5 separate regions of the Mus musculus genome follow, and all the other regions are linked to region 1. Evidence: chromatin loops called from intact Hi-C (ENCODE). Cell type or tissue: left cerebral cortex. All regions are shown on one strand. Links, peaks and the distances in the headings refer to the core of each region. The heading gives the core; the rest is flanking DNA. Region 1 holds the start of Fam90a1b (family with sequence similarity 90, member A1B). Region 2 holds the start of Klhl15 (kelch-like 15). Region 3 has its middle 15 kb from the start of Mir7673. Region 4 holds the start of Maged1 (melanoma antigen, family D, 1). Region 5 holds the start of Eif2s3x (eukaryotic translation initiation factor 2, subunit 3, structural gene X-linked).

Region 1 (6,067 bases), core at 427-5,426:
AAGGTTTAAAGGCCCTGAAGGGGGATAGGAATTCCACAGGAAGACCAACAGAGTTAAGATGCCTGTACCCTCAGGCCTCTCAGAGACTGAGGGCTGCCTTGATCCAGCCTCAGTGGGAGAGAGTGAGCCTAACCCTGCAGAGACTTGATGCTCCAGGGTGGAGAGAAACCCTGGGTGGGGCCCACCCTCTCAGAGGAGAAGGGGAGGGGGAATGGGAGAAGGGGCTCTGGGATGGGGGGACCAGGAGGGGGAGGTAGCGTTTGGGAAGTAAATAAATAAGAAAAAAAGAAAAAACCCCTCAATTTTAATTTACACATTAAGAAAACAAACACACAAACAACACAAAAAAACCAAAACAAACAAATAAACAAAGAAGGTGGGTAAGTTCGTTATTTGTCTAGTTGTGGAATTACAACAGAAGGCAAAAGGATGGCTTCTTACGCTTTTCTTGCCTTTATCTTTGCAGCACGAGCAGAGAATGTCCTGCGGAGCTTTTCTGGGAGCTGACTATCTGATTTTGGACCACCAGAACCTGTTGTATTTGAGGACTTTTCCATTTTCCCTACAAAGAAATAATCTGAACACACATAACATTAAGCTTTTAAGGTTATAATCCTCACGTTCTTATATTTGGACTAGACTCAAATGTCCTATGATTGTTGTGTAAAGTTTTGAATCCCTTTAAGAAGAAAGCAGTGTGCTTTTAGTGTTGTGTCCAGTTTGTACCCTTTCCATACTGAAATACCACATGCTATGTCAGAAAGACTGGACCTCTCCATAACCTCCTAATCCGTCTCCCTTTTGCCCATCTTTCTCCTTCTAGTCACTGTAGCACTGAAGTTAACTTGTCTTTTTGGGACACAGGGTCCCACGTAGCTTAGGCTGGTCTCAAATTCAATCTGTAGCAGACAGTAGCTTGAAGCTAAACCTCCTGCCCCAACACCCCATGTACACTGGGATTACAGATGATCACCACCACACCTGGCTCTTGAAGTTAGCTTTTTGGAGCAATAATTCAGGATTGGTCATTTTCCTCACAAACTCCTTACTGGCAGGGGATATTTTTCTGAGTGGAGAATTTTACACATTTTCTAAAGATTTTTTTTTGGTCCATTTTTTACTGAACACTTGTGAGACTAATCAAATTGCTTAACCTCTCCGTGGTTCCGTCCCCCTTTGGTGTTTTGATCAGTACGTAAGAGATTACTGATTCTACCAAAAAGTTTTTACTCTTTTAAGTATTACATTCCCGTCTGGATGAAGCTCCCCAAATTCTTACTCATATCTTCAAAATACCTTTTAAAAGGAAATTTCAGTAACACGTGTCTTCTTTATGCATAAAATAAAAATTTAATAACGATTGTACTTTTGTAGTAATGAGCATAAGTGATATTTTTAGTTAGCTGCTGTGACTGTAAATGGTTTGAAAATACCTGCTTTCTATTGGCGACACTCGCAAGTACTGCTAATACTAAGGTTTGTTGCCTACACCGTACTTAAATGCTAAAGTTCAGTTAGAGTTTAGTGAAGGTGAAATTGTCATTTCCTTCTTTTCCTAGTTCACATACCCCCGCAACTCCTGGCATTAAGCAAGCGCTTTGGCTGTAACTTATCATCACCATGCTTCCCACTTCTAAGATGTTACCTTACTGATGCAGACAGAGCCTTCCGAGTCTATTCAGTATTTCTCCTCAGGGTCTGGAGATGGAGATGGCTCGGAACACACAATTCTGTTGAGAAGGGGGAAAAAAAAGCCGCTCGTAACATTTGGAAGTTGGTCCGGCAGTAGGCTGAGCTCTAGGGCTTTCTCCTCCCTGAAACTTTCGAACACCGCAAAGTCCCGCTTTAAAAAAAAAAAAAAAAACCAAAAAACTTTGACCACAAATCACTGAACTAAAGCTCCGATACTACATACTACGACAAACCTAACTTCTTACCGAAGCGCTCCAGCTTGTCCCAGACGCGCGGCGCGCCTTTTCCTTCTCTCTCTCTCTCTCTCTCTCTCTCTCTCTCTCTCTCTCTCTCTCTCTCTCTCTCTCTCTCTCTCTCTCTCTCCCTCAGCGAATAAAAACCCCCCTAATTTCCTTAAGGACAGGTGTGTCCCAATCAGTCTCTGGGTAAAAGGACAAGTGACCTTACACTGAAAAAATCTCCGCATCTCCAGGACGCCCGCCCACAGGGCTTCTTCCATTTTCTGTCGAATTAGGACAGAAACGAAATATGAAATACGCCGTCTTTATCGGACCCGCTAGTGTTCCCTGAGGCTAGCGCTGAGATTTCAAGAGGCAGCCTACCTGGAGTTGAATCCTAGCCTTAGATTTTTCACAGCCTTGGACGCTCGGCCGTGACAATTGTGCCCATAGACTTGGGTGGAAAAAATGAAATTATTAAACCAGCGACAACGCCAGTTTTTCTCGCAAATAGCCAAATACTGCCATTTTACGTCTACAAGTATTAAATGGGACCAATATTTGATTGTCAGATTTACACTTTAGTACTTTAAAAAGAAAAACACCGGTACCGGTCATTTTTTCACAAGTAAGCGACATGTTACATTTAGTTTAAACGTAAAACTTAAGGACCGTTCAGCGCAAGGTAAATTCTTTAAGGGAAAAACCTTTTATGAGGTAAATCGATGCCCCAAGGTCGGGTCGATCCGCTGCTTCTCCCTAAGAGACTGGTGCAGTTTACCCTCGTCCGTCGGGCGCCACCGCCTGGCTGCCTCAGCGTGCAGGATTCTCAACCCTCGCAGCCGGAGCCTGGCAGTGGAGGCGAAAGCCAGTCCCCGGCGCGGCAGGGAGCCAGAGAACCGCCTTCTTCTCACCACAGCGTGCGGCCGCCCACACGGACCTGCAGCCTTTTGCCGCCTAGCAACAGCCTGCAAGGAGGCAGGACTGTCTAGGAGGCGGGGTTTGAATTTGTTAGGTTCCCGCGCGCGCCTCTCGGTTGCTAAGCAACGCGACACGCCACCTAGCGGCGCAGGCCGAGCTTTTGGCGGGTTAAGCTGGCGTCACAGCATCATCTCGTGCTCGCTCGTGGTCAAGGGAATCAGGATCTAACCCGGCCACCGTAGTTGCCTTTTTTATAGTGGGAGGGGCCAAGGGAGGGGTGACCCTGCCGGAGCCGCGGCTGCCAGCGACATGTTCAAGGTGAGAATGTGGAGCCGGGTCACAGCTGTCATTGTCCCCTCTCAGCCTCCAGGAGCCCTCCCCACGCTCCCGGGCGTCTTTTTGGGGACCAGACTCGGTTCCTCCTGAGGCCTTTTTCACCTCCGGGCTAAATTCTGGCTTGGCGGCGGTTCATTCAGCACTCGGTACCAGCACCTGTGAGGTTGTGGAGTGAAACCCTAGATTGGTGGGATCGGCCCTTTGAGCTCTCTCGCGAATGAAACACTTTGAAAAGTTAAAACGCCTCTATCGTGCCCACCTCCTCGGCTAATGCCCTTTTGGGGTTGTGGGGAGGATGAAGCCAGGTCTGGGCGCTGCAGGGTTTGTGGCTTTGGTTGCTTGGCAGGATCAAGTTTCAGAACCTGGCCCGTGGGTGGGGGAGGGTCAGCTTCGGAGGATGTCGGGGATGCTGGCTTGGGGCGGGGCGGGGGGGTCTCTCTCTCTCTCCCCCTCATCCCCCCCTCTCTCCCTCCCTTCCCCTCCCTCCCCCTCCCTCCCCCTCCCCCCCTCTCTCTCTCTGTGTGTGTGTGTGTGTGTGTGTGTGTGTGTGTGTGTATGTAGCTGGAGCTTTACTGCCCAGTGAGCATTAGTATGAAGTCGACTCTTCTCCCCTCTTACAGTTTTTTCGAACTGTCCTCCATAAGATGGACATTTACAGTGAAGACTTTCAAAAACCTGTATTTTAGCATAAATTATTCTTTCTTAAACGGCAAATATATTTTGTCATTAAAAAAACCCCACAGGCTGTGCACACCTTTAATCCCAGCACTCAGGAGGCAGAGGCAGTGGATAAATTCATGAAGATGAGTTCGAGGATAGCCTGGTTTACGTAGCGATTTCCAGGACAACCAGTGTTACATAAAGTTTCTGTCTTAAAAAATAGCCACAGGCAGCCAGAAATCTACAAAATCAAGTCTCAAGAAACACAATATTTACAGAATGGTGCTAATGAAATTTCAGACTTGTGCTCCTCATTTCAAAGTTTCTTGCAGCTGCGGTGGGTGTTTGAGGCACAATAGTAAGGGCTGCAAAATGAGACCATGGCTTCTGCCTTCCAGTGCTGTGGTATTGTCAGTTACTAGCTATATGATAATGGACATGTCACTTAACTCCACTTAACTGCCTGTTCCCCCCCCCCCCCATTGTGAAATTAGGGTAATAAAGTCTAACTGTTAAATACTGAGGGGAATTATGTCACTAAATGCAGAGGAAGGATGGACACTGAACTCATAGATTTGTTGGCTCAGCAATGCCATCAGGGTTTACTATGGCATTTACTATGGCATTGTTGGTCTTCCTTATGGTTTCAAGATGACTGACATAACAGTACTTTCTTATTCACTAGGGGAAGAGGAGAGGATAAAACTCCCAAGCTTGGAGTATGTTTTTTCTTCAGGTCTGATTGGACCAGTATGGGTCAGGTGTCTGTCACTAGCCTCATTGCAGTTGCCAGGGAATGCTAGTCTCTGGTTAGCTTAGGCTAACAGGACCACTGCGTAAGCACAGGGAAAAGGAATGGCTTCATGAAAAGGTGTAATGGAAACTGGATCTGCAGCCAACAATGCCCATGTCGGGTATGTTCAGATAAGTTTGTGCAAGTGTGCACTGACTTTGGCTCTTTGAAAATCTTTCATGATCCTGATACATTTAATTTATTGATGGACATGAAAGATTAGCATAGCTTTATGACTCAGATAAAAAATGCGATTGTAAAACAATGGTTCTCACTGACTGGTACTACCCACTTTGAGGATGTTTTGGAAATTCCAGGGGTTCTTTGTGTCTTTAGTTGTGTTGAACATCTGTTTTATTTTTTATGTGTATTAGTGTTTTGCCTGCATATATGTCTGTGTACTACATACTTGCCTGGTACCTACAGAGGCCAGAAGATGGAATATGATCCCCTGGACCTAGAGTTACAAATGTTTGTTAGATACCATGTGGGTGCTGGGAATGGAACTTGGGTCCACTTCTGCCAACACCGGGCCCCTATCTGGTGCAGACCCTTGCAGGCCTATGCATGATGCCATAGTCTCTGTGAGTTCACATGTGTGTCTATCATGCTTTGCTTAGAAGGCCCTGTTTCCCTGAGGTCCCCATTCCTGTTGGTCCTTACAGACTTTCCTCCTCCTCTTCTACAGGGTTCTCCGAGCCCTGAGGGGAGGGTTTTCATGGAGACATCCCATTTAGGACTGACTGGTCCAAGATCTGTCACTTTCTGCATATTGTCCAGTTGTGGGTGTCTATATGTGTTCCCATCCATCTGCTGTAGGGCGAAGCTTCTTTGATGATGGTTGAGCAAGACACTGATCTATGAGTATAGCAGAATGTCATTGGGAGTCATTTTATTGCTACATTCTTTAGCAGAACAGTAGTATTTGGATTTCTGCTAGATCCATGGGGCTATCAAGTCTCAGGTTTTTGGGCAGCTGGGCAGTGTCAGGTATGGGTTCCACCTCACGGTATGGGCCTTAGTTCTAATTAAATATTGGTTGGTGACTCCCACAACTTTTGTGCTGCTATTGCACCAGCTTGTCTTGCAGGCATGTCACCATTATAGATCACAGGGTTTGTAGCCAGGTTGGTATTTATCTTTCTCCTCTGGTAGTGGTATTTATCTTTCTCCTCTGGTAGTGTACACAGTGCCTTCCACTATTATATATAAAAATAGATATATATTATATATAACTCAAATAATGTGTCAGTGAATGACAAATTTTATTTGAGAATAGGAAGAATGATACCAGGTATTAGCAGTTGAGAGCCACAGCCCATTAAACTTGAATGTGCATATGACTCTTCTTAAAATCTAGACTGGGATAGGACCTCAGATTTTCCTTTTTCTTTTCCTTTTTCTTTTTCTTTTTCTTTTTCTTTTTCTTTTTCTTTTTCTTTTTCTC
Region 2 (6,067 bases), core at 672-5,671, 130 kb before region 1:
CTGTAATTCCAGTACTGAGGAGGTGGGCGAAAGAGGATCAAAGACATTCTTGGCTGAATAATGTGTTCAAGACCATCCTGGGATAATTGAAAGGCTGTCTAAAAAAAAAAAGTTAGATTCAGTGACAAGTCTCAGCATTAAAGGCATTTACTACCAAGTGTGACAACCTGAATTTGACAACCTAAGTTCAATTCCCTGCACTCACATAGTGGAAAGAAGAACCTAACTGTTGCAAGTTGTCTGGTCTCTATGCCTCCCTCCCCAACTAAAGAAATGTAAAATAGATTGATCAATCGATTGATAGATAGGATGTAGTTTCAATCAACTACAGACTGTACTCAAAAGATTATAATGGAGCTGAAAAATCCCCACTACCTACTGATGTTACAGCTATCTTTACACTGGAGTGCAACACATTACACCTTTTGTGGTTGATTCTGGTATAAAGAAACCTACTGCACTGCCAGTCATAGCAAACCATGGTACTGAGAAAAACTATATAGTTTTTTTCTCTTTAGATGAGGTCTCACTAGGTAGCCCCTCAATGGCCTGGAACTCACTATGTAGATGAAGCTGTCCTTATACTCATATAGACCTACCTGTCTCTGCTTCTGCCTCACTGGGATTAAACATGTGCGCCATATTAGGTGTCTGTCTAGGTTTGCCTAACAGTAAAATCACTTGCTTATTCATTTCTCAGAATATATCACTGTTGTTAAGCGATGCCTGCTGCAAGTGAAAACAGGAATTACTGCAGCAGGTGTCAGTTTATTTAGATAAAGGGGTTTTATTTTCCTGGGTATTAAAATGTTAGACCATCCTATATATAATACAGTACTTGAAAAAACAGCGAGGGCTTAGCTTTCATCCCTAGGGAGAGAAGTGAAAGTGGCATCATCTACATTTATTTTTAGAATTAAATCAGTGTGTATGTATATGATGTGTATGTATATGATGTGTATGTATATGATGTGTATGTATATGATGGGTATGCCTCAGCATACACGTAGAAGTCGGAGGACAACCTTGTAGAGTCGATTCTCATCTTCCACTTTTATGTGGGTTCTGGGGGATTGTGTGGCAAGCACCTATCCTGGCTCAGCATCATTTGTTAAGGATAGCTTTGGGGGGGTTCTATATAGTAAACATATATAGATGGGTGGAAAGACACAGTATAGGAAGGTGGAGCGATGCTCAGTGGTTAAGAGTATATGCTGTTCATGCAGAGGCTTAGTCTTAGTGTCCACATGGTGGCTCCATGTAACTTCAGTTCCAGGGGATATGATACCTTCTAACTTCGATGGACACCAGGCACACAGCAGGTGCACATACACACAAGCAGCCAAACACTCATACATATTGGCAAAAAAAAAAAAACCCCAAAAAACAAAAAACAACAACAACAAAAAACCAAACCAAAAAACCCACAAACAAACAAACAAACAAACAAACCCTTCACTTTCAGAAACAGGAAAGTCGTTTTGAAAAGATTTTGGGCAGAGCAACAGAAGAAAATGCCAGATGAGATCACATGACGCCAGAGAATGTGTATACTGATCAGAATACGTTGTGACACCACTCACTGTTATACATACCTATTACACCAGACAAACACGTCTGTTTTCCAAGTCAGAAACAGAAAGAAACCTCTAGACAGATCACTCACTTATGGTAATGTATAGCTTAAAATGCATGTCTGTTAGTTAATGTAAAAAAATTCAACTCTTTTAGCTATTTATGACATATAAAACATAAAATTCAGACATTGAATGTGTGCAATTGAAAGTTAATTTTATAGTTTAAGTTTTAAATGTGTTGTTTTAAGGTAATACATTCTGGGGTAATCAAGCAGTAATATACAAAGATAGCAAACTAGAATTTAAGATCTTGTTACTATCTTTTGTTTACTATCTTTTGTTTAAGTGTGTATGTGTGCAGGCATGACACATGTCAAGGTCAGAGAACAACTTGTGAGTGAAGAGAGTTCTCTCTTCCACTCTGTGGATCCTGAGGCTAGAACTCTTGTGGCAAGCACCCTTACCTGCTGAGCCAGCTCACCCACCCAACCAGCTAGGATTTAAAAATAACCAACACAAATAAAGGCATTAAAGGGGCTACTGGAAAAAACAGAATAGGTGAGACAAGTTTTGAACTTTCAGTGTTTAAGTCAGAAAAGAGATTATTTCCTATTTTCAAAATAATAATTATTTTTACAATGAAGTAGTGTACTTCAGCAAAACAGTACACGATGTGCTACTTTGGCCTCTTGGGAAATGTGGCATGTTAATCAAGTTTGTTAGAAAGAGATACTGATCACTTTTAGTCACAGTCTCTTGAAAAGTTCATCAGGATATTCATTTAGAGAGAAGTGGCGATGTGGGGGTGGGGGATGGGCTTCGGTGGTGGAGCTAGAGACAGGGGAAGCAAAGAGATCTGTTAAGATCAGAAATGGTTAACGGTTGTCTTAATTTTTAACTGGTCGTAGAACCAGTGGCTTCAACTGTGTATTTGTCATCTACAGCTCTCTTACAGAGATATATAATAAATTTACAAAAGTCTTACAGTGTATTTCCATTTTCTTAAATCAAGTAAGGGTAGTATTTAAAAGCCATGACCTAGAATTCTAGAGCAGATTTGTAAAACAAACAGACCCCTCCTCAAGGAACAACTGAAATTGGTGCCTTCTGTATATTCCTTCTTGCCTATTTTGATGCAAAACAAACCCGCTTTTTTAGCTCGTACTTTTCTACCTTTGGTGAAGATAATGCCATTTTCGATGACTCTTTCCATCTCTGGGAAATTTGCATGTGAAACATGTAATTTGCATGCGATAAGCTAAGTGGAACCGTGACGCAATGATTCATTGCAAATTGCCTTATAAAAAATGATTGCCATTTGGCGTCCACCTAGTCACTTTTATAACAGGTACCATTGGCAAAACTCCCCTCATCCGACGGTGTGCAAGATGCAAAAATGGAATTTTCCAGGTTTCCTAGCCCTCAACTTGCGCACTGTGTGTTCGCTGCAGCGCCACGGGGCCCACCTCCGGGCCAGGCGGAGTGACCCTGCTGCAGGGGTGGAAGTGCACGGCCGAGTCTCTCCAGCCTCGACGGCAGGGCTCTGAGGGTCAACCTCAGCGGATCCCTCCTGCAGAGCCCCTCTACCTCCTTTCTCTCTGGCCCCGGCCCCGCCGCGTCACCCCCCAACCCCACTACAGTAGCAGGCCCGCCTCTGGGGCAAGGCGCGCAGCTGGCGTGGGACAACCCTCCCTCTACCCGGTTCCCACACCGGCTCCCGTTCCGTGGCGCCGGAAGTGACGCGCCTGGGCTGAAAGATGGCGGCATTGGCGTTCAACCAGGGGGAAGGTAAACACCCGCCAGGCGGCGCGCCGGCCCCCACGGGGCGCCTTCAGGGGCTAAGGGGGCCTCCCAGGCCTGCTCCCTAACCCACGGCTTCCAGTCCCCGCCCTCTCTCGGGGACAGGCTCGGCTCTGCGTCCTCGAGACCCTGGCCCGGGCCCCTAGCCCGTGGGCCCCGCCCCCCTGGGCGGGCCCCGGGCGGCTCCCTCGGCCCGCAGGGGGCGCGAGGCCCGGAGCGGCCCCTGGCTCGTGGCCCTCTCACGCCCCGCCCCTTTCCCGCCCCTTTCCCGCTTTCCTCCACCCCCGGCGTGGGTGATCCCGAGGCTCCGCGCGCTTTGGGGGCAGAAACCCGGAGACGCCGTCGTGTATGTGGTTCCCGCTGGCGTTTCTGTTGCCCTCGGCCCCCTCAGCTGTCCCCCAGTTGGTGGTCCTGAGTCGCCTCTCCAGCCGAGCCCCGTGCAGTGCCGCGACATCCCCCGGTATTGGCGAGGCTGGGCCCCGGCCCCGACGCCGCGCGCGTCACGCCTAGCCCAACTGTTTGGACTCGCCACTCAACCGCTGTCTTCTTTCCCAGGACTGTTTCTCGGGGGGCCTCGGGCTTGCGAGCTCGCCCGGCGCCGGAGCGCTCCGGCCCGGCCAGGGAGCGGCCCCTTGTAGAGGTTCGAGGAGCTATCGCGGTCCATCCCGGCGCCCGACCCTCCCACCGTTCGGCCACTGGCCCACTTCTTCCTGATGCAGACTGCCGTCCACTAGAGGCTGGACAGGACCCCCGAGGTGCGTAGCCGCCCCTGGCCGCCGGCCTGCGGAGCCCAGGCTTTGCTCGCGGCCCCGAGGAAGGCACGGGTTCCGTGGCCCTCACCGCACTGGCCGCACTCAAACATTTTGTAGATGCTGGGAGCTAATTTGTCTTTTGAGTTTACTTAAATTGTTTGAAATGTAAATTTTTTTCTGGTGGGAGGGGGGAGAGAGAGAGAGAGAGAGAGAGAGAGAGAGAGAGAGAGGAGAAAAAAAGGAAGAAGCATAATTCAGCCATTTTTTGCAGCATAGAGCTGCAGGTACCATGATTATTTCCCCCTTAACCGGTTCCTTCCCTTTAAAAATCCTGTTTGTGCCTTAAATAGAACTATGCGAAATGTGCGGCATAATGCGTGCGGCATAATCAGAATGTCTGGGTCCGACTGGGCGACTGAGAAAATCTCGCACTGAGGAGATCTCGGACGGAGCCTCAGTTTCTTATCTATGCGGTGTAGTCGATAATAGCCACATCAGAGAGGTAGTGAGGACTATATGAGGTCATATATGTGAAAATAATCTATAGCTGTATAGTGGTGTAGGAAAATGTAAGGTCATTTTCTTTAGGTAACCTTTGCTTGAGTGGTTAATGTGGCTAACTGTTGCTGCCTCTTCATTTCTATATTATAAGTAAATAAGGACTAGCAGAACAGCGCAGTGATGGATAGCTGTTTAATAGTCAGTGTTCGTTGGCCTTCCCTCTACAAAATGCCAACTGCTTATTTAAATAACGGTATCCTTTAATTCAAATTTAATGTTACTGTAGGGCTTTTCATCTTTCTAGGCCTCTCAGCCCCCTTTCTTATTCAGAATATTTAACACCTTATATTTATTTAGTCTTTTTTATTTTTAAGAGGTTCACTTCCTTTGTCAATCTGATTTACTGTTGTCATTTTAAAAGCGTGTGTGTTTTTTAATTTCAGTGTTTGCTTTTCGTATCTACAGAACAGGATGACTGAATACTTCTAATCATTTGAAAATGGTTTTTCAAGAGCTTACACATGCATCCATGTTTCTCTAATGCTCAGTAGATCCAGCAATGTACAGGGAATTTCAACTTGTTAGCACTTCATGCAATATTTGAGGAATTCAGTTCTTGTTTTTAATCACAGCACTTAGTAGGTGCTTTGAGTCCCATTTCATCAGTGGTAAAGGATGTTAATACTCTTTACTACCTGTTAATTGGCAAGAAATAAGATAGTAAATATTTGTGGCTCGAAAATAGAATTTACTTTCTAGAGTTTCAAAACTGTAGAATGTTTTGGCTTATAATAGTCAATTAAAAGCGAAAGGAGCATTTTGGAGTATATTATTTTTAGTCTTCTTTTTTTTTCTGAGTAGATGTTAAAATTTTAATTCCCTGGTCTGATGCCAGTGGTCTTTCACAGTATGCTTGTGTATTTTTTAAAAAGACAGATTAGGTTGGAAAAGGAACAGCCAGCTTTAAAGTGACTGCTTTTATATTTTGGCTTTATCCCTTGTTCTGAAGATAATTTTCACAGATCACTACTTTACTGAGCATTTCTGAGTTTGACCTCTCTGCCTTGCTGTGGGTTATCATGGAGCCAAGGCTGACTTGACTGGCTTCATGGATGTTCAGAAGCCAGGCTTTAGACTTGGTTTAATGATGTGTGTAAACCAGCATCGCACAATATAAATAATGGTAGAATTTGTGCTAAGAATTGAAAATTTTTATTTTTCTTTATTTAGGACAACATATACCAACAAGTAGAAACATATCATGACAAGTCAAGAGAGATGGGAGAAAGGAAAAGATGTTATATTTTAGTTCCTTTAACAGTTTCCCCCTGATTTTAGCTCTGTCCCTGTGATGTTGGTGGCCTATGGTCAGGTTTGGGGACTGAATGTTACATGAGGACAATGACTCTTGACCTGGGTGGGGGATGTGCTGTAGAT
Region 3 (6,067 bases), core at 749-5,748, 77 kb before region 1:
ATTTATTATATGTAAGTACACTGTAGCTGTCTTCAGACACTCCAGAAGAGGGAGTCAGATCTTGTTACGGATGGTTGTGAGCCACCATGTGGTTGCTGGGATTTGAACTCTGGACCATCGGAAGAGCAGTCGGGTGCTCTAACCCACTGAGCCATCTCACCAGCCCAGAAAACAAAATTTCTAAATGTCAGGTTAAGGCCACCATTCCAAGCAGGAATTTGTGTATATAAGCATCTTGAAATCTCATGCCATCTATAGTAATTTTTGTCTATACTCCAAGCAAGAATGGCAAGACAAGTCTATAGCCCTTGATATTTCTCTAATTTTCTTTTCTTTTCTTTTAAAAAAATTTTTTTATTAGGTATTTTCCTCGTTTACATTTTCAATGCTATCCCAAAGGTCCCCCATACCCACCCACCCCCAATCCCCTACCCACCCACTCCCCCTTTTTGGCCCTGGCGTTCCCCTGTACTGGGGCATATAAAGTTTGCAAGTCCAATGGGCCTCTCTTTGCAGTGATGGCCGACTAGGCCATCTTTTGATACATATGCAGCTAAAGACAAGAGCTCCCGGGTACTGGTTAGTTCATATTGTTGTTCCACCTATAGGGTTGCAGATCCCTTTAGCTCCTTGGGTAATTTCTCTAGCTCCTCCATTAGGGACCGTGTGACCCATCCATCAGCTTACCTTTTAAACCCTCACTGAATAGCTGCTGTGTGGATGTCAGCAGGAGCAAAGTCAGCTTGGGGGAGAGGGCAACTGTGATGGTGCAGGTCTGTGAGCTCAGTTACTAGCGGAGACAGAAGAACTGTATGTTCAAAGCCTTGTTTGGGCAACCTAGTGAGATTCTGCCTCAAAAATCAAAAAGAACTGGAGACATGGTTCAGTGGTAAAGCACTTGTCCAGCAGGAGCAGGTCCCAGTAAAACACATGCCACCACAAACCAAGTAAGATCCACTTTGCTAATGAGGGAATGTAAACAGCTAAAAAAAATCGCTGAAAATAAAAAATGCCAGAGGGAAAAGTAGCCTGTGATGGGAGTTCAGGAGTTGTGTTCACCGTCGAGGAAGACAAGGACCAATTTGATGGAAGAGCTGACTTTGCACTTGTCAGGCAAGACTGACTTTTTACTAGGTCATGTAGATTAAATAGGAAGGATACAGGAGGGGGGAAGGTGCCGAGGGAGGAAAGACAAAAATGCATGGGGAGGCCACACGAGGCAGGATGCTCTGACCAAGGCCTTCACCCCGACCCAGCCTATGACTTTAACCTGCTTACTGAACATTTCCATCTTTGACTCTGTTGTATTCTACAGCCAGCAGAAATAACATGAGATAGTGCCTGGCAAAATTGGTTCTGAATGAAAACAATGCCTGGACTCATGAATTAAAAAAGAAAAAAAAGCAGTTGACAATGGAAAATATTGCAGAGTTGGTAAAAACAATAAAAGTGACATTGTAAGATACAGCCAAAATACATTGTAAGCATGTATACCATTTTCAAATAATAAAAGTTAAACTGACAGTGGCAAAAACTATAGAACTGCATTTGTAATCTTAGTTTGGAATTCCCCTGAAAAGAGAATTTAAGTATGATTAGTTTGAGGGACCATTCTAGGAAGGAAAGGTTGGAGGGTGGGTCAGAAGATGGAATCAGAGGTGTTGGAGAGATGAGTCCTCAAGAGAGTGTGTTTCACAATCCTGAGGACTGGAATTTGGATCTGAGAACCCACATTATAACCCAAGCGTTCTGTGCATCCCTGTAATGTCATCTGTGACAGAGCCAGAGACAGCAGGCTCTCTGGGGGCCTAGCCAAGAAATGCAAGCCCTACACTTAGGGAGAAACACCATTTCAAAGGAATAGGCAGAAGGTAATCTGGGAGGCCACCTGACATCCTCTTGTGATCTCTGCATGAATGCTCACAACTGCATACACCAGCATGTACATGTACACACATACAAATAACATTTAAAATGTTATGTATTCATCTCAGTACAGGGGTATGTTTCCCATAGTGTGAACTCTGTGAGTTTGAGGCCAGCCTGAGAACAGATCCCAGGACAGCTAGGGATATACAGAGAAACCCTGGCTCAAAAATCCCCAAATCAATCAATCAATCAATCAATCAATCAAAAACCATTATCTGTTTGGGACAACTGAAATCAGTCCTCTCTCCTTGGGAACAAGAAGTCAGGTATAGAATGCATCTCAGCGTCGTCCCATCTGAGACTAGGAAGCCGGAGGGGTTTTTCCTCCAATTTCCATGAGTGGTGGTTCCCAGGGACTATAGCTACCCAGAACTTGAGGTCTGCGCTGTGGGCTGGGACAGCCGTAAGTGGAAAGTTGCAGGTAAGGCTAGATGTACAGAGGTATGAGAGCACTGTTGCTTTCTGTTGCATTTTGTCAAAAATCACTCACGTTCTGACAAAATTTAGGCTGATGAGATTTTTCAAATACAGAAAATTATAATAGAGACAGTAAACTAGCTCACTCATAATACGTTTAACAAATGGTTAAAAAAAATAGCCAAGTGTGGTGACATATGCTTTTACTCCCAGCATCTGGGAAGCAGAGGCAGGTTGACCACTGTTGTTCAACAACCTCACTTAAACAGCAAGTTGAGGAAAGTCAGTGCTACATGGAGAGAAACCCTGTTCTAAATTTAAAAATTGTAAAAATAAATTATGTGGGCAGGTTTTGTTTTGTTTTGTTTTGTTTTGCTTCTGTTTTGTTTTGTTTTTTTAAAAAAGATTTTTTTCTTATTTATTGTATGGGTATGAGTACACTGTAGCTATACTCAGACAAACCAGAAGAGGGCACCAGATCCCTTTAGATGGTTGTGAGGTTGCTGGGAATTAAACTCAGGACCTCTGAAAGAGCAGTCAATGAGCCATCTCCCCAGCCAGTCGTTTTTTGTTTCGTTTTGTTTGTTTGTTTGTTTTTGTTTTTGTTTTGTTTTGGAGACAAGGTTCCTCTGTGTGGCTCTGACTATCCTGGAACTCTTCTTGGCTCTGTGGATAGTCAGTGTGTAAACCAGCATGCCAGGTTCAATTTGGTAACATTTATAGGAACAGGAATTTTACAGATTAAAATAATGTCAGTAAAAGTTTAAAAGATACAAAAATACTAGAAATAGTTTACTTGCACTATATTAGAAGGAAACTGATATTAAACCAATTAAGTGGATTTGAATTTGTACAGAGAAATATATTCTTTTTATTACTGGTTATTTTATTTATTTGCATTTCAAATGTTATTCCCCTTCCTGGTTTCCCCTCTGCAAACCCCCATCCTATCCCCACTGCTTCTATGAGGGTGCTCCCCCACCCACCCATCCACTCCGGCCTGAGAAATACATTCTTTTGTTTTTGGTTTTTTTTTTTTTTTTTTTTTTTTTTTTTTTTTTTTTTGAGACAGGGTCTCACTAGGTAGCTCTAGCTGGACTGGGAACTTGCTATGTAGATCAGACTAACCTTCACTCACAGAGATCTGCCTGTCCCTGCCTTCCAAGGGCTGTGATTAAAGGTGTGTGCCCCCATTTCTTTCAAAAGAAATATATTCTTTATAAAATTTATCCAGACTGAAGCTTAGTATGGTGGTACACATCCTGTAATCCCAGCACTTAAGATCTGAGGCAGGAGGATTACTACTTTGAGGCTAGCCTGGCCTACACTGCAAGATCCTATGCCAAAAATAAATTCATCGTATTGTTAAAATTGAAGTTAAACTGGTTGTACTCATAAAAATGTAGTCAGGCTGGGTGTGGTGGCATATGCCCTTTAATTCCAGCACCCTGACAGAAGAGGCAGTCAGATCTCTGAGTTCAGGGATCAACATAGTCTACATAGAGAGTTTTAGGCTAGCCAGGGCAACAAAAATGTACAGTACAACTCACAGACCATATGAAGCTTAAGAAGAAGGAAGACCAAAGTTGGATGCTCCAATCCTATGTAAAAGTGGGAACAAAATAATCACAGAAGGCAGAGGGAGGGAGGGACCTGGGAGGGAGAGAGGCGGGGGAGGGAATAAGGGGGGCAAGATCAGGTTTGGGAAGAGACAGGAGAGAAGTACAGAGGGTCAGGAAATTGAACAGAGGTGTGTAGCAGTGGGAGATGGGGAACTGGGGGTAGCCACTATAAAGTCCCAGAAGCGAGACATTACCAGGACCCAACAGGGATGACTTTAGCTGAAATAACCAACAAAGGAGAGATAGAACCTGTAGAGACCACCTCCAGTAGATAGACATTGCCCCCATTTGAGGGATGGGGCCACCCACCCATCTCAAAATTCTTAACCCAGAAATGTTCCTGTCAGAAGGAAAGACAGGGACAAAATATGGAGCGGAGACTGAAGGAAGGGCCATCTGGGGACTGCCCTCACCTGGGGATCCATTCTGTCCACAGACATCAAACCCAGACACTATTGCTGATGCCAAGAAGTGCTTGCTGACAGGAGCCTGGTATGGCTGTCTCCTGAGAGGCTCTGCCAGTGTCTGACAAATACAGATGGAGATGCTCACAGCCAGTCATTAGACTGGGCCTGAGGACCCCAATGGAAGAGCTAGGGCAAGGACTGGAGGAGCTGAAGGGGTTTGCAGCCCCATAGGAGGAACAACAATATCAACCAACCAGTACCCCCAGAGCTCCCAGGGACTAAACCAACAACTAAAGAGTACACATGAAGGGACCCATGGCTCCAGCTGCATATGTAGCAGAGAATGGCCTAGTCGGCCATCAATGGGAGGGGAGGCCCTTGGTCCTGTGGAGGCTCGATGCCCCAGCATAGGAGGAGGCACGAGCGGTGAGGTGGGAATGGGTAGGTAGGTGGAGGAGCACCCTCATAGAAGCAGGGGGATGGGGGATGGGATGGGGGGAGGTTTGTGGAAGGAAAACCAGGAAGGGGGACAACATTCCACATGTAAATCAATAAAACAACTAATAAAAAGAATGGAGTCAGTGTCCCCCAAGCTCAAAACAAGGTAGCGGGTTGAACATATCCCGTTCTTGAATTGCTAATGGCCAAAAATGAAGAGGGTTTGTGCCAGAGGAAACTGCACGGGTAGATGTGAGTGGAGAAGCGTATGGATTGCTTTGGGAATGATGAATTCCTCACTAAAAGGACTACGGGAGCAGGTGTCAACAACAACAAAGCGGTATGTATTTATGAGTATCCTGAAGCTACAGATGACTTTGTTAAAAAAAAAATACAAGGAAAATTGGACTTTTCAACCCCCAGTAAAACACTTCATAATTTTAACTAAAGTATTCTATGAGCTTAGAGGAAAAGATGCAAAACCCATGAAAATAGTGAGATTGACAGAAAACCATGTGAAACCACGAGCAGCCTTGAAATGAATCTGATGGCCAGTGGAGTTAGACAGAAACAGAGACCCACACTTCACGTTCTCGAGTGCTTTATGCAAGAGAAGAGTGGAGGGAATGTTTTGTAAGCTTCGTCATTCTGACTCCAACAACTTCGTTCTGTTCAGACTTGGGTCTTCCCTGGGCAGAGGCCTAACATTTTGAGTGTGGTTCCAGGAGCCACACTGAGAGCCACACTCTTTCTTAGTTTCTTTTTTTGTGTGTGTGGGGGTGCAGTTAGAGTTTATTCATTTTATATGTGTTTCCTATTCATTTTATATGTGAGTGTTTCCTTTGCATATATGTGTGCTTGGTGCCCACACAGGTCAGACAGGAACAACAGATCCCCTGGAACTGGAGTTACAGATGGTTGTGAGCCACCATGTGGATGCTGGGATTTGAACCTAGGGTTCACTGTAAGAGCCGCAAATGCTCTTATCTGCTGAGCCAACTTTCCAGCCCTGCCTACCACCTTTTAGAACTAAACACAATGATGAGCCAGACAGAGAGTGAGAGGTCTACACTGTAGCATGTAGTGGCTTCTTTCACAACTCACTGAGAGGTACAGAGACTGTTCCTCACACTACCACTGGCTTCTGGGCTACAGCAGTTGAGAAGTAGGAATTACCACCAGACGACAGAGTCACGATTAAGGAAAAGTGCATTAGCAGTGAAAATGGGGGCTGGAAGCAGTGTCTGTCAGCAT
Region 4 (6,067 bases), core at 380-5,379, 180 kb after region 1:
AAATAGGATTCGGGGAGGGAACTGGAGAAAAGATTCAGGGGGACGGACGGAGTTTCAAATTAGAAAAGGGTCGGGAGCAGGGTCTGAATCCGGGAGCAGGCAGAGCAGGGGGCTTCCGAATCCAGGGTGAAGGGACTGGGAGAAAAGAATGGCGGAAGGACGCCGCGCCAGGGGGGCAGATGCCCCGTCTGGGGGCGAACCTCACCTTGCCTCAGGGCCGAACCCCAATCCCTTCGCTGTTTCCTTCTTCGCGACTCAAGAGGATCGGGAATGGCTCTGTCCGGCTCTCGGCACCCGCACTCTCTCCGCGTCCAGGAGAAAATGCCAGCGCGGCAGCTCGGGCGACCCCGCCTCTCCGCCTAATATACCACCCACCGCCTCTGGACGCGCCGCGCATGCGCAGCAGATCACTGTCCAAATAAGAGTCCCGCTTGCTTTCCCAACAAAAGCTTCATCCCAGAGCCATTGTTGCGCATGTGCACTTGGAGGAGAGCCCGCCTCCTTGCCAGCACACTATCCCACCGCCAACCAGGTTGACAGTGGACAAAGGTTCCTCCTCCCCTTCTCCTTACGCATCCACTCCTTCAACAGATGCGCAGCGCCTTTCGGTCCCACCCCCTGGCCCGACACACCAGCCCCCTACCTTTCTCCGCAATGCGTCTATGCTCAGTCCCGCCCTTTTTCCCGAACTCTCTCTAGCCAGGTCCGCAGCTCCCGCCCACCCCCGTGTGCAGAGCCCCGTAGGTAGGCCCCCCGCGGGGGTCTCTTATTTCGAAACATGCTAGGCCTCTGCTGAGTTCACCCACTCTACGACGCAGAAACCTTAAAGGCCAGAAAAAAAAAAAAAACCATTGCAGAGATACCGGAGCAAGGGTCGCCCGGGGGGGGGGGGGATCTATAGGTTTCCTCTCACTGGACTCAGAAAATGAGCTTTTTCTCTCGCCCTTTTGGCAGTTTTTGCCCATCGAAACCCTTTTTGAGGGCTGGGTTAGAGAGGTGAGGGAAAGGCGTTGGGCTGTGGGGTCTGCCCTGGGGCTTGTTTTTCTTGCAGGCTGTTTTAGGGAGATGGATGGAGTGCAACATTCTCATTTAACACACCAGGTAGCTAATGCAGAAGCCCGGGGCATTGAGCTGGTACCACACAGAAAGGCCAGAACCTGCCCCAGCACCGCTGCGCAGGCTGGTAATCCCAGCACTCTGGGGACTCAGGGAAAGCCCTGAGTTCCAGGCCAGCTGTGCAACTCTGAGACTTGATCTAAAAGACAAACAAAACCATCCATGAGGGGCCTGGATTTTCCTGAGTGTAAAATCTAGTCTGAGAACAGGGGCACTCCTTCAACCTCTATTGGAATAACAAGCTGTCCTCTCCCCAATATTTGTTCCATGGGAATAAGGCTTGTGTTCTAGGAGGCCTGGCATGTGTGGGGACCCTTTAGGTTCGTTCTGTGCTCCTCTTAGTAGGCAGTCTCCAGGAGCGAGACCGCAGGCTTTCTTGGTGACTGCTGGAGCGGCCAGAGCATTCAGGTGTGTCTGCCTTGTTCTTGCAGAATGAAGCTGGCCTTGGCTTTAGAATTCCGGGAGGAGTGTCTGCCCTATCTGTCCCTCGCTGTGTGAGTCCCCTGAGATATAGTCACTACACTTTAGTGGACTTCTCTGAGCCTGGTTTACTCACTACTATCCAAAACAGGAATCCCGCAAAGAGGGTCGTGCCCAAGGACACACAGCCAGCTGTGCTTCCAGGACAGCTGGGGAAACAAACGCAGAAAGATGGCATACAGATGCGAAATGACTCAATCCAAACCCATCCGTTTCCCAAGTCCCGGGCAGACCTTAGCGCGTTTCCCATTTATTGTGGCGTCAGCTCCTGTGAGGAGCCTGCATAGGAAAGAAGGCTAATGCTAGGAAGGACTGCAGCATTTTGTCCCCAAGGGCCAACATCAATTCTGCCAGGCTGGATGACTTCCCTCATCTGTTGCATAGCAACCTCCCCTGTCAGCTGCCTGTTTTTCCTCAGCACTTCCTCTGTAAAGTGTCTGCAGTGGGACGTGATCAGACTCAGGAAAGGAGGTCTGAGGTGCCATTTTATATTTTCTCTGCTTCCACGTCTGTATCTTCAGTCATGATCCAGCCTGTACCTTATGGACTTGCACCCTGCTGTCCCCTCCCTTCTCCAGGTGGATATCTCTTGATATTCTCAAAATTATTATTTCAAAATTTATTCATATATATATGAATATATATGTATGTATATATTCATATATATATGAATATATATGTATGTATATCCTCACCACTGTTTCCTTTAGTTTTGTTCTTTTTGTCACATGAGATTGGGAGTTTCTTTAGGGATATGGATATGGAAGTTTGCCCAATTTACTCGTTGTTGTACCTTCAGCACGAAGAACAATGCCTACCTAATACGTTTTATATTCTCAATAAAGATTGTTTGATAAATGAATGAATCACACAATCTACCCCATTGCTAAAGCTAGAAGCCTGAGAGGAAATTTTTTTTTTTGCCCGATAAATTCACGTATTATTTTTTTGTCATATACAGAGACATAATTCATTATGGCAACAGTTTATATTCATCATTGGGGATTGAAATATCTAAATGCTATCAAAGTTAAGTAATCAGTTTTGAATCCTCACCACCCTGAGCCAGTGGCTAAGGCTTTTCTGCTACCTTTCATATAGCATTTTTAAGCTCAGGCACAGAGCTTCTTACGTCAATAAGATAATAATGCACGTGGAAATATTTTAAATGGCACTCTTTTGCCTAATACTCCACATTCTTCTTTCAGGTCTCTCAGATGTGCATTGTTAGCATGATGTTTAAATCCCTGCTTGATCAAAGAGTCGTGTTTTTATCATTGGACAAGAACCAGGAGCATACGCATTTTTGCATGTTTTTATCTTATCAGAAAAATCTTTCTCTGCGTCATTCTTTTAAATGTTTAACGTTCTTTTTTGTGTCTGTTCATGTTGTAACAGGGATCCTGGTGTTAGCTGAGTTCATTTTGGGGGAAAAGGCAAAGGACTGAGTGAGCAGAAAAGACAAAAGGACTGGAATGCGGGGGGGGGGGGTGGGGGTGGGGGTGGGAAGCTTTCCAGAAGCTAAAAGGCTCTCAGGCTCTTTCCTTGGAGCTGGGAGGGGACACTGGGAGGTGAGAGTCTGAGGGGTGGGACATGAGTCTAGATGGGGTGGGACATGAGTCTAGATAGGCTGCTTTGTTGTTGTTTTAAATTAAAACCCCTGAGTCCTTCTATTTTTCTTAGTTCTTATCCAGATGTTTGTCCCTGAGCAGGCCTGTCTTTCTAACTTCCCCTCAAAGTGTATGTGGGTTTGTTTCTCTGTGTGTATGCTACATATGTGCTGGCTTTTGGATGCCAGAAGAGAGTTGTAGTCCCTGGAACTGGAGTTACAGAGGTGGTTGTGTGCCACCTGGTGTGGGTGCTGGGAACTGAACTGACTAAAACGGTTTGGCCATCTCTAGCCCCTAATTTTTATTTTTACATTTTTTTGTGTGTAAACAGATATCCATTTCTTTGAGTTAAATGTACAACAGTGCAATTTCTGGGCTTATAGTAAGTGTGTGTTAGCTTTACAAGAAGTTACAGATCTTTTCTAGAGTGGCTCAACCATTTTACATCCCATTAACCACATATAAGTGGTTCAATTTCTACAAATCTTGGGTGACATTTGTAGTCAGAATTTTTAGCAATAGTGTGTAGGAATAGCTCACCGTGCTTTTAATGTGCATTTACTTGGTGGTTAACTGAATATATTTATGTATGATAATTTCACACCCGTATCTCCTTTTTAGTAAAATGTCTCTGTATACGTTTGATCCATCTTCTATTTGGGTTGTCTTACTGCTTTTGCTAGCGATGTTGGACCTTGGTAAGATCACTGCCGCACAAGCAGGAGGATCTGAGTTCAAATTCCTAACACACATGGAAGAAGCTCATTAGAGCTTTGCACACCCACTGTGGGGGTGGAGACAGGAGGATTGCCGGATTTTTCTGTCTGGTAGTGAAAGACTGCCTGAGAATAAAACAGAAGCACTTGCCATCCTCCTTTGGCTTCTGTGAGTGCATGGGTGTGTACCTCCACACACCCATGCATGTATGTACCACATACATTTGCCATACTTACACTCACACACACATGGATGTATACAGATTAACAAAGAGAATAAGTCAATTAGTTTAAACCTTGAATATTGACTTTTTCTAGTTTATTCATGAGTCTGTTGTCAGATATGTGGTTTGCAAGTTTTCCCAGTTTATGGCTTATCTTACTCTTACTTAAAACATTTATTTTTATATGTATGTATGTATGTATGCATGAAGGTGCCCATGGATGTTGGAAGAGGATGTTGGCTCCCTTGAAGCTGTAGTCACAGATGGTTCACATGGGTGCTGCACACTAACCCCGATTGCTCTGGAAGAGCAGCAAGCACTCGTAACTGTTGAGTCATCTCTCCCACCCCCTCTTTCTATGTTTCCTCTTTTTCTTTTTCAGTAGCCTTTTAAAAGTTTATTTATGTTATGTGCATTTGCTGTTTTGCCTACATGTATGTCTGTGTGAGGGTGTCGAATCCCCTGGAACTGGAGTTACAGACAGTTGTGAGCTGCCCTGTGGGGGCTGGGAGTTGAACCCAGGTCATCTGGAAGAGTAGCCAGTGCTCTTATCCTCTGAACCACCTCTCCAGGCCCTCTTTATTCTCCCCTCCTCTCCTCTCCTTCCCTCTCTCTCTTGTTGTTTGATACATGGCTTTTTTTGTGTAACAGAACTCTGGTTGTCCTGGACTCTCTTTGTAGATCAGGCTGGCCTTGAACCTCCAGAGATTCTCCTACCTCTGTCTCCCAAGTGCTGGGATTATAAATTCATGTGCCACTATGCCTGGCTCTTTCTCTTCTCTTCTCTTCTCTTCTCTTCTCTTCTCTTCTCTTCTCTTCTCTTCTCTTCTCTTCTCTTTTTTAAATTTTAATTTACTCTTTTTTTTTCACACTCCAGATTTTTATCCCCCTCCCGGTCCACCCTCTGACTATTCCACATCTCATACCTCCCCACCCCCTCTATGAAGATGTCCCCACCCCAGCCCCCACCTTACCAGAGCTCTCCACTCTCTGGGGCCTCCAGTCTCTTGAGGGTTAGGTGCATCTCCTTTTTATTTCCTTTTCCCTTTTTCTTTTTATTATTTAAATTATATCTATGTACAGAAAACTTAGTGTACATTTAACCCAATGTAGTGGCAAGTTCTTTAGCCTTTTCTTTTCCAGCTCAGCAATGCAAGCCACAGACTTAGGACCCAGGATGTTGCCTCCCCAGTGGCAGCAGATCTGGTCATTATAATTGGTCCTAATAGTTTCCACCAGCTTAGCCAGAGCACCCTTGTCTTCCGAGTTAACCTGTGTGAAGGCAACAGTGGTGCATGTCTTCCTGTAGACGGGGTGCCCCAGCCTGGCCTTTCCCTTAAAGATGCAGTAGGGCACCCCCATCTTTCGGCACACTGCAGGTAGGAAAACCACCAGCTCAATGGGGTCTATGTCATGGGCAGTCACCACCAACTGAGCCTTCTTGTTCTCCACCAAGTGGTGACTGTATTGACCCCTGCTCGGAGGTCAGGTGGTCTCTTTGTTGGGCTGTTGCCTTTGCCAGCAGCTTTCTTCTCAGCACAGGCCAGTAGCCCTTGCTTCTTCTCTTGCTTTTTCTCCGATCTGTACTTGTGAGCAAGCTTATGCAGCTGAATAGCTGTTTGCCTGTCCAGGGTCATGGTGAACTGGTTAATGGCAGGAAGTACTTTGAGCCGCTTATAGAGGATGGCTCCTTGCCGCTGCAGCCTGATGTAGCCGGGCCAATTGACGAGGCGCATTAGATCTCTTTGGGGCTGGATGTCCTGCCCAGTGCCGAAGTTCTTGGAACTTTTCTCAAACAAAGGATTGACCACCTTTTTGGCTTCCTGTTTCTTGACGACGGCAGGGGGGCCGGGGCCACCTTCTTCCCCTTGGCTTTCTTTCCTTTGGGCATCTTGCTCAGCTGGTAGAGAGAGCTTTGTAT
Region 5 (6,067 bases), core at 591-5,590, 150 kb before region 1:
ACCTCTGCTACAGCAGAGTCCACTTCTGTGGATAAACTGAAGCAGCGTCATATCCCACACCTGGCATTAAATGAAAAGCATAAGTCTTTAAAATATTTCTGTAGCTGGGCGAGGCGGGGCACGCCTTTAATTCCAGCACTCAGGAGGCAGAGGCAGGCGGATTTCTGAGTTCAAGGCCAGCCTGGTCTACAAAGTTCCAGGATGGCCAGGGCTATACAGAGAAACCCTGTCTCCAAAAACAAAAAAAAATTTTCTGTGATTTTTTTAAAAAAAAGAAAATAAATTCCTAAACTGTCATCATGACAATGACTCAACAGGTAAAAGCACTTGTCACAAGTGCCTTAGGACCAGATTCCAATACCTAGAACCTATAGGAAAGGGAGAGAACCAATTCCTAAAAGTTGTCCTGCTTTCCACACATTATAAATCTTCTCAGGCCCGGCGGTGGTGGTGCACGCCTTCAATCTCAGCACTTGGGAGGCAGAGGCAGGCGGATTTCTGAGTTCAAGGCCAGCCTGGTCTACAGAGTGAGGTCCAGGACAGCCAGAGAAACCCTGTCTCGAAAAAAACCAAGCTTCTCAGACCAGTTTTAGTAGAGTATATACTTGGGAGTAAGAAGCAGGATTTGAGGCCAGCCTGGACAATGCGGAGAGATGCAATAAAATTTAAAAGAGTAGTCCCAGCTCCTGGGGAGCAGAGGCAGTCTAAGAACTCACTTCAACTCTGAGTTTAAGCTTAGCTTGGTCTACAAAGTGAGTTCCTGGACAGCCAGGGCTATGTAGACAGACCTTATCTCAAACAAAAATTAAATATGTTTAAATGTTCACTTGAAATGTTGTTATCCTGACTGAAAAATTATTCATTTACATACTCTTCTACTAGTTCAAAACAACAACAAAACCCCTAAAATCACCCCCGAAACAAAACAAAAACACCAAAGATGTCAAGCACACAGCCATCATACTGTCATATTAGACAAACTCTGATACAACACACTCATAACCCTTGTATTCAGAAGTCTGAGGAGAAGGATTGCCTTGACTTAAAAGTCAGCCCAGACTTCATAGTGAATGCCAAGCTAGGCAGTCTCCCTAGAATAGCTAGCCGGAACACATAGCAAGCCTGTCTCACTTCCTCCCCAAATCCAACATCAAAAACCCAACCATACCCTATTCATACTCAAGCAATACCAATTCATACCTCAACAGTTCTAGGCGCCAATTAAGGGGGAGGAAAGAAGTGGACTTAATTATAGCTTATATATCAAATAAAACTGCCATAAACTATCCCGTATGGCAGCAAAGTGCATTTGTACCTCATAATTCACTACTCTATGATTACATACTACCTTGGACTATGAAACTTTTCTTTCATACATATCTCAAAAAAAAAAAAGTAGCAATATTTTGTTAGTAAGGGTACCACAGCATTCTTTTGACACACTGACCTACTCAGGACAATTTCCAAATAAATGTCCACATTACTCAATGAATTACATAAAAGAAAGGGTTAAAATTACTTGTAAGTCAAGTAAGTCTTCAAGCTATCTTACCAATATTAATTGTAGCTTGTCTGCTGATAACTTCATGTGAAAGTGGTGTCAACTTGGTAACATCCTGAAAAGAAATATATTGTAAAATATAATCAATACAAACCACAAGTTTTCCCTTGACTTTATATTCCTCGGGTACAACTGTATGCTCCGTATGAACAGCTCTCTTCTCCTGCTAAAGCCCCCCCCCCCCCCCCCCCCCCCGCCGGCAACATGCTGTTAAGACTGGGAAGACTATAATGACTATAGTGTCATTGTCACACTAAGACAAGTCCACTCACTAAGAGAGGTCTGGCGATGAAAGGCCACCAAATACTGGAGTCATAACAAGTCCTCAAATGTCTAACACAGTGAACAGTATAGTCCAATTTCCAATCCTTTACAGACTTAAACCTTAACAACTTTTTAACAGTCTCGTTAGTCTCATACTGGCCTCCAACCAGATATAGAGCCAAAAATGTCCTTTATCTTCTAATCTTCCTATTTTCATCTCCTAAGTGCTAGGATTACAGGCGTGCGCCTCTCCGGATGGAACTCAGGGCTGCGTGGATGCTAAGCATACACTCTACGCTATATTAATCATCTCCATTCTGTTTATTAACAAAGCTTAACTCCAGGAATTCCAAGTCTCACAATCGTTCCCCAGTTTGGGGACTAGACAAGGTACTGGCGGTAGAGCTGGCACGCACGCCTTGGACGCTAAGGCTTTAGCTGGCCCAGCTCTAGGATGGCTCCTTCAGCCCACGCTCCAGCCACCCAGGAACCACCTCATCTCCAGGCCCTCCGATGCTCCATTCCCACCCCCCAAGATCACTGGGCTGCTCCCGCCGCAAAGCCAGGGCCTACCAATGTGGCGAGATCCTGTCGGGAAAGATGGGGCTGACCGAGAGTCACTCCACCCTCACCCCCAGCCATCTTGCTCGGAGAGAAAAGGAAAATGCTCGGCAGCCGCCTGACATACCGTAGGCCCCTTGGGCGGAGCGAAGGGGAAGCGGCGGGAAGGCGGACTGCGGCATAGACCTGATGAAAATGATGGCGAATGCAGCACTGACCTGACTGCTCGGACTTCTCTCTGTTTGAATTTGCGCAGGAACGCCGGGCGACCTGACTCGAAAACAGGATACAAAGTTTCAGAACGTATCCGTCTCGGTCCTGTTGGATTTCTGTGCAGGCAAGACTCAGGGCAGCCCCAGGAAAGGCCCCTCGAGGGGAAGGTTATCGATGTGACACTGCGCAGCTCAGAACGGAGAAATCATTTCCGTTTCCTTTTGGAGGCGGGGGCTGGGAGCTGGCCGAAAAGACTTGCCGGCGTCTTTACATTTGGGTGTAAATCAGAAATGTCTCTTTTGTTTGATTCCATTGATTTATTTGTTTTCCCCATTTCTATAATCTACTAAAGCGATAGAGCTATATCAGCTCGGCGTTCTCTTCCGCCTTGCCGGAGCTCTGGACCGCACCGCGTGCTAGGCTGGCCACGCTCGACCGGAGCGGTCCCCAGCGAGCTCGCACAGAGCGCCCTCGCGCGGAGATCTGGGGAAGGGTTCGAGGATGAGATGATGGAGGAAGAGTCCAGTCCTCTCCGACCTCGCCCCCGCCCCTCACCTCCCCTACCCCTTGATCGCTAGAGAAATTTCTAAGGCCAGTGAGATGGTGTATGGTGACATTAGTCTGTATCCGCGTGAATGTAGCCTGGAAGCCGGGTGTCCACAGACTTTTTTTTTTCTGAAGCTGAATCTTGGAAACCCTCCATTAGACATCTTATTTTTCCTCTTGTGTTAAAAATAAGTGATGTTTAATGTGAGTGCTGGCTCCTACGTAATCTCCGCACTCAAGAGGCAGAAACACGAACTGGCTAACCTGGGCTGTGTATAAGGACGCTGTCTTAAAATTAAGGCTAAGGACATAGTTCTTAAGTAGTGGCAGGGTGCTGGAGAGATGGCTCAGAGGCTAAGAGCACTGACTGACTGCCTTTCCAGAGGTCCTGAGTTCAATTCCCAGCAACCACATGGTGACTCACAACCATCTGTAATGAGATAGAGTGCCCTCTTCTGGTGTGTCTGAAGACGGTGACAGCATATTCACATACATATGATAAATAATCTTAAAAAAAATAATGGTAGAAACCAAAATGCTAAAATGTAGTGTATTCTAATCTAGTAAAGGTATTTTATTTGACTTTACCTTTTTTTTTTTTTTTTTTTTTTTTTTTGGTTTTTCGAGACAGGGTTTCTCTGTATAGCCCTGGCTGTCCTGGAACTCACTCTGTAGACCAGGCTGGCCTCGAACTCAGAAATCCACCTGCCTCTGCCTCCCAAGTGCTGGGACTAAAGGCGTGCGCCACCACGCCTGGCTTTAACTTTACCTTTTGTTGTTTGAGACAGGGTCTCACTATACAGGACTTGTCTCTCAAGTGCTGGGGTTAAAGGTGTGAGCCACCATAGCTTCCCTCTTTAACCTTATACCTTTACCTTTTGATTTTATCTTATATTCAGTTTTTTTCATTTTACATTCTAAATAGCTATAGCAGTCAATTAAGGTATTTTTTCATAAAAATATGTAATGTTTGGCCAGGTAGTGGTGGCATATACCTTTAATCCCAGCACTAGGGAGGAGGAGGCAGGCAGATATCTGAGTTCGAGGCCAGCCTGGTCTACATTGGGATAACCAGGACTACACACAGAAACCCTGTCTTCAAAACCAAAAAAAATAAAAAAGTCTTTTGCTGTGTGTGCTGGGGTCCTCGTAATCTCAGCACTAAAAGCACTCAGGAGGCCCAGGCAGGAACTCAGAAAGACTGGGATACACTTCAGTCAATAGAGCATTTGTGAGGCCCTAGAGTCAATCCTTAATACCAAAGAAAGAAAGAAGAAAAAGAAAGTGGCAAGTCAGGCATAATAGCCAGCCAGGGCTATGCATAGAGAAAATTGCATAGAAAAAAAATGAAGTCCCAAAAAATCTTGATGAAGAAAATGATAATGGAGTTTTGTGCAGTGATGGTTATTCTTCCTTTGTGAATATACTAAAACCTAGGTAATTAGGAATTTTAACAGACTGAATCTCTAGATATGTGATTCATAGGACAATAAACTTTTAAATTCATTTATACCAAATGGAACATGAGGTGTTTTATCATCGTAGACTCTTTGGTAGTAGAAATATCGCAGTGAGGCTGGAAAGATGGCTGAGTGGGTAAAAGTGCGTGCCACCAAGCAAGGCCAGGTACCACAAGTTGTCTTCTGATCTCCAAATGTATGCAGCTACACATACATTCACATCCCCTGGAATTAGAGTTACAATTGTGTGAGGCATCACACGGGTTCTCTAAACCTAGCAGTAAGTGTCTTAACCATGGAAGTATCACTCCAGCCCAATGAGCGCAGTTTTAATTTACATCCTCTAATGACTGGTGTGTCTGTGTGTGCTTATGCTGGGGTGGTACTGTGGTAGTAGTGTGGTGTGATGGTACTGGTGATCTGAGCCATATCAGGCCCTCATGCATATTAAGCAAACACTGTCCCACTAAGCTATATACATGCCCAGCCTGAGTATCTTTACATGGATGCATTAGCCATTTTTATTTGAGTTTGAGTAGGGTAAGGGCTGAGAGAGGCTGGTCTCAAACCTTCTGTGTAGATAAGGCTGGCCTTGAACTGATTCTCCTGATTTCACCTTCCAAGTACCGGAATTATACTCATAATTCTTTTTTTTTAAGTTTTTCAAAATAGGGTTTCTCTGTATAGCACTGTCTTGGAACTCACTTTGTAGATCAGGCTGACCTAAAACTCACAGAGATCCTCCTGCCTCTGCCTCCAGAGTGTCAGGATTAAAGGCAATTGTTACTATCACCCAGCTCATAATTCTATCACCCAGCTCATAATTCTTTTTTAAAAAAGAATTTTAAAAGAATTATGATTTTATGTGTATGAATGTGTTGCTTGCATGTCTGTCAGTGAACCATGTGTGGGTAATTGAAGTGGAAACTTCTGGTTTCTTTGGAAAGTCAGTCATGTCAAAGAATGTTTTGCTGAAGCAGACACAGGTGAAAGGATGTTTTGCAAACACATGAAAGGACACATGATGAAGGATTCTTCAATAACTACACACATGTATTGGTCTGCCTTACATTGCCTAGCTGAGCTCCATTTGTCATGACTCCATAGAGAGAAACACCAAGAAACTTCTGGTGGTGTTCTGGTTGCTTCTTGTCTCTTCTGAAGACTCAGGCTGATTGGCAGAGGGGTGTCAGCTGATACAGACTCTTATGGAGTTTTGCTAGAACAGACTCACGTGCTGAGACAAAACACGTGGTAAGGCAAGACCCATGTAAGGCACGTGATGTTTGGAAGGAGTATAAATAGGACTCAACAGTGACAGAGCTTGTTCGCATAGCTAGTTTTGGAAGGTTAGGAGAGTGTTCTAAGAGTTTAAGACCAGCCTGGTCTACAGACCTCATTGTAGTACAGCCAAGGCTACATAAAAGAAACCCTGTCTTGAAAAAAGAAACCAAACCAAACC

The links. Hi-C counts contacts between places; a loop is a spot of excess contacts. Peaks named below come from ENCODE experiments on the same cell type or tissue, not always from the same donor. Only the 100,000 strongest peaks of a DNase experiment are listed, where the experiment ranks them.
Region 2: it touches region 1 in a loop (14-fold over the local background); 12 of 42 quality-filtered maps call a loop at or near these places.
Region 3: a loop joins it to region 1, with 13 times the contacts of the local background. A loop is called at or near these places in 17 of 42 quality-filtered maps.
Region 4: it touches region 1 in a loop (4-fold over the local background); 8 of 42 quality-filtered maps call a loop at or near these places.
Region 5: a loop joins it to region 1, with 16 times the contacts of the local background. A loop is called at or near these places in 2 of 42 quality-filtered maps.

What each region holds. Positions count from the first base shown.
Region 1 is chrX:94,364,014-94,370,080 of GRCm38, forward strand. It overlaps Fam90a1b (family with sequence similarity 90, member A1B), which reads right to left and starts at 2,764. Exons shown (of 10, transcript NM_001362881.1): 1 at 2,618-2,764; 2 at 1,646-1,730; 3 at 442-577. The coding sequence starts at 557. Apoo (apolipoprotein O) reads left to right here and starts at 3,097. Exons shown (of 9, transcript NM_026673.4): 1 at 3,097-3,149. The coding sequence starts at 3,141. In left cerebral cortex, for the core only: a CTCF peak has its summit at 2,961; DNase peaks (open chromatin) are centred at 1,694, 1,959, 2,301, 2,902 and 1 more place; H3K4me3 peaks cover 1,666 bases; H3K27ac peaks cover 452 bases.
Region 2 is chrX:94,231,289-94,237,355 of GRCm38, forward strand. Klhl15 (kelch-like 15) reads left to right here and starts at 3,642. Exons shown (of 3, transcript NM_001039061.1): 1 at 3,642-4,132. In left cerebral cortex, for the core only: CTCF peaks have their summits at 3,433 and 3,645; DNase peaks (open chromatin) are centred at 3,358, 3,616, 4,152 and 4,537; H3K4me3 peaks cover 3,016 bases; H3K27ac peaks cover 1,340 bases.
Region 3 is chrX:94,286,299-94,292,365 of GRCm38, forward strand. No RefSeq gene overlaps it. Among named protein-coding and RNA genes, the nearest start is that of Mir7673, 15 kb to the left of the region's middle. In left cerebral cortex, for the core only: a CTCF peak has its summit at 2,807 (motif pointing right); a DNase peak (open chromatin) is centred at 2,814.
Region 4 is chrX:94,541,687-94,547,753 of GRCm38, forward strand. Maged1 (melanoma antigen, family D, 1) reads right to left here and starts at 339. Exons shown (of 13, transcript NM_019791.3): 1 at 206-339. It also overlaps the pseudogene Gm9005. In left cerebral cortex, for the core only: a CTCF peak has its summit at 3,455 (motif pointing left); DNase peaks (open chromatin) are centred at 465, 1,182, 1,512, 2,146 and 3 more places; H3K4me3 peaks cover 774 bases; H3K27ac peaks cover 905 bases.
Region 5 is chrX:94,210,167-94,216,233 of GRCm38, forward strand. Eif2s3x (eukaryotic translation initiation factor 2, subunit 3, structural gene X-linked) reads right to left here and starts at 2,485. Exons shown (of 12, transcript NM_012010.3): 1 at 2,399-2,485; 2 at 1,553-1,616. The coding sequence starts at 2,467. In left cerebral cortex, for the core only: a CTCF peak has its summit at 3,069; DNase peaks (open chromatin) are centred at 2,549, 2,746, 3,040 and 3,364; H3K4me3 peaks cover 1,986 bases; H3K27ac peaks cover 1,555 bases.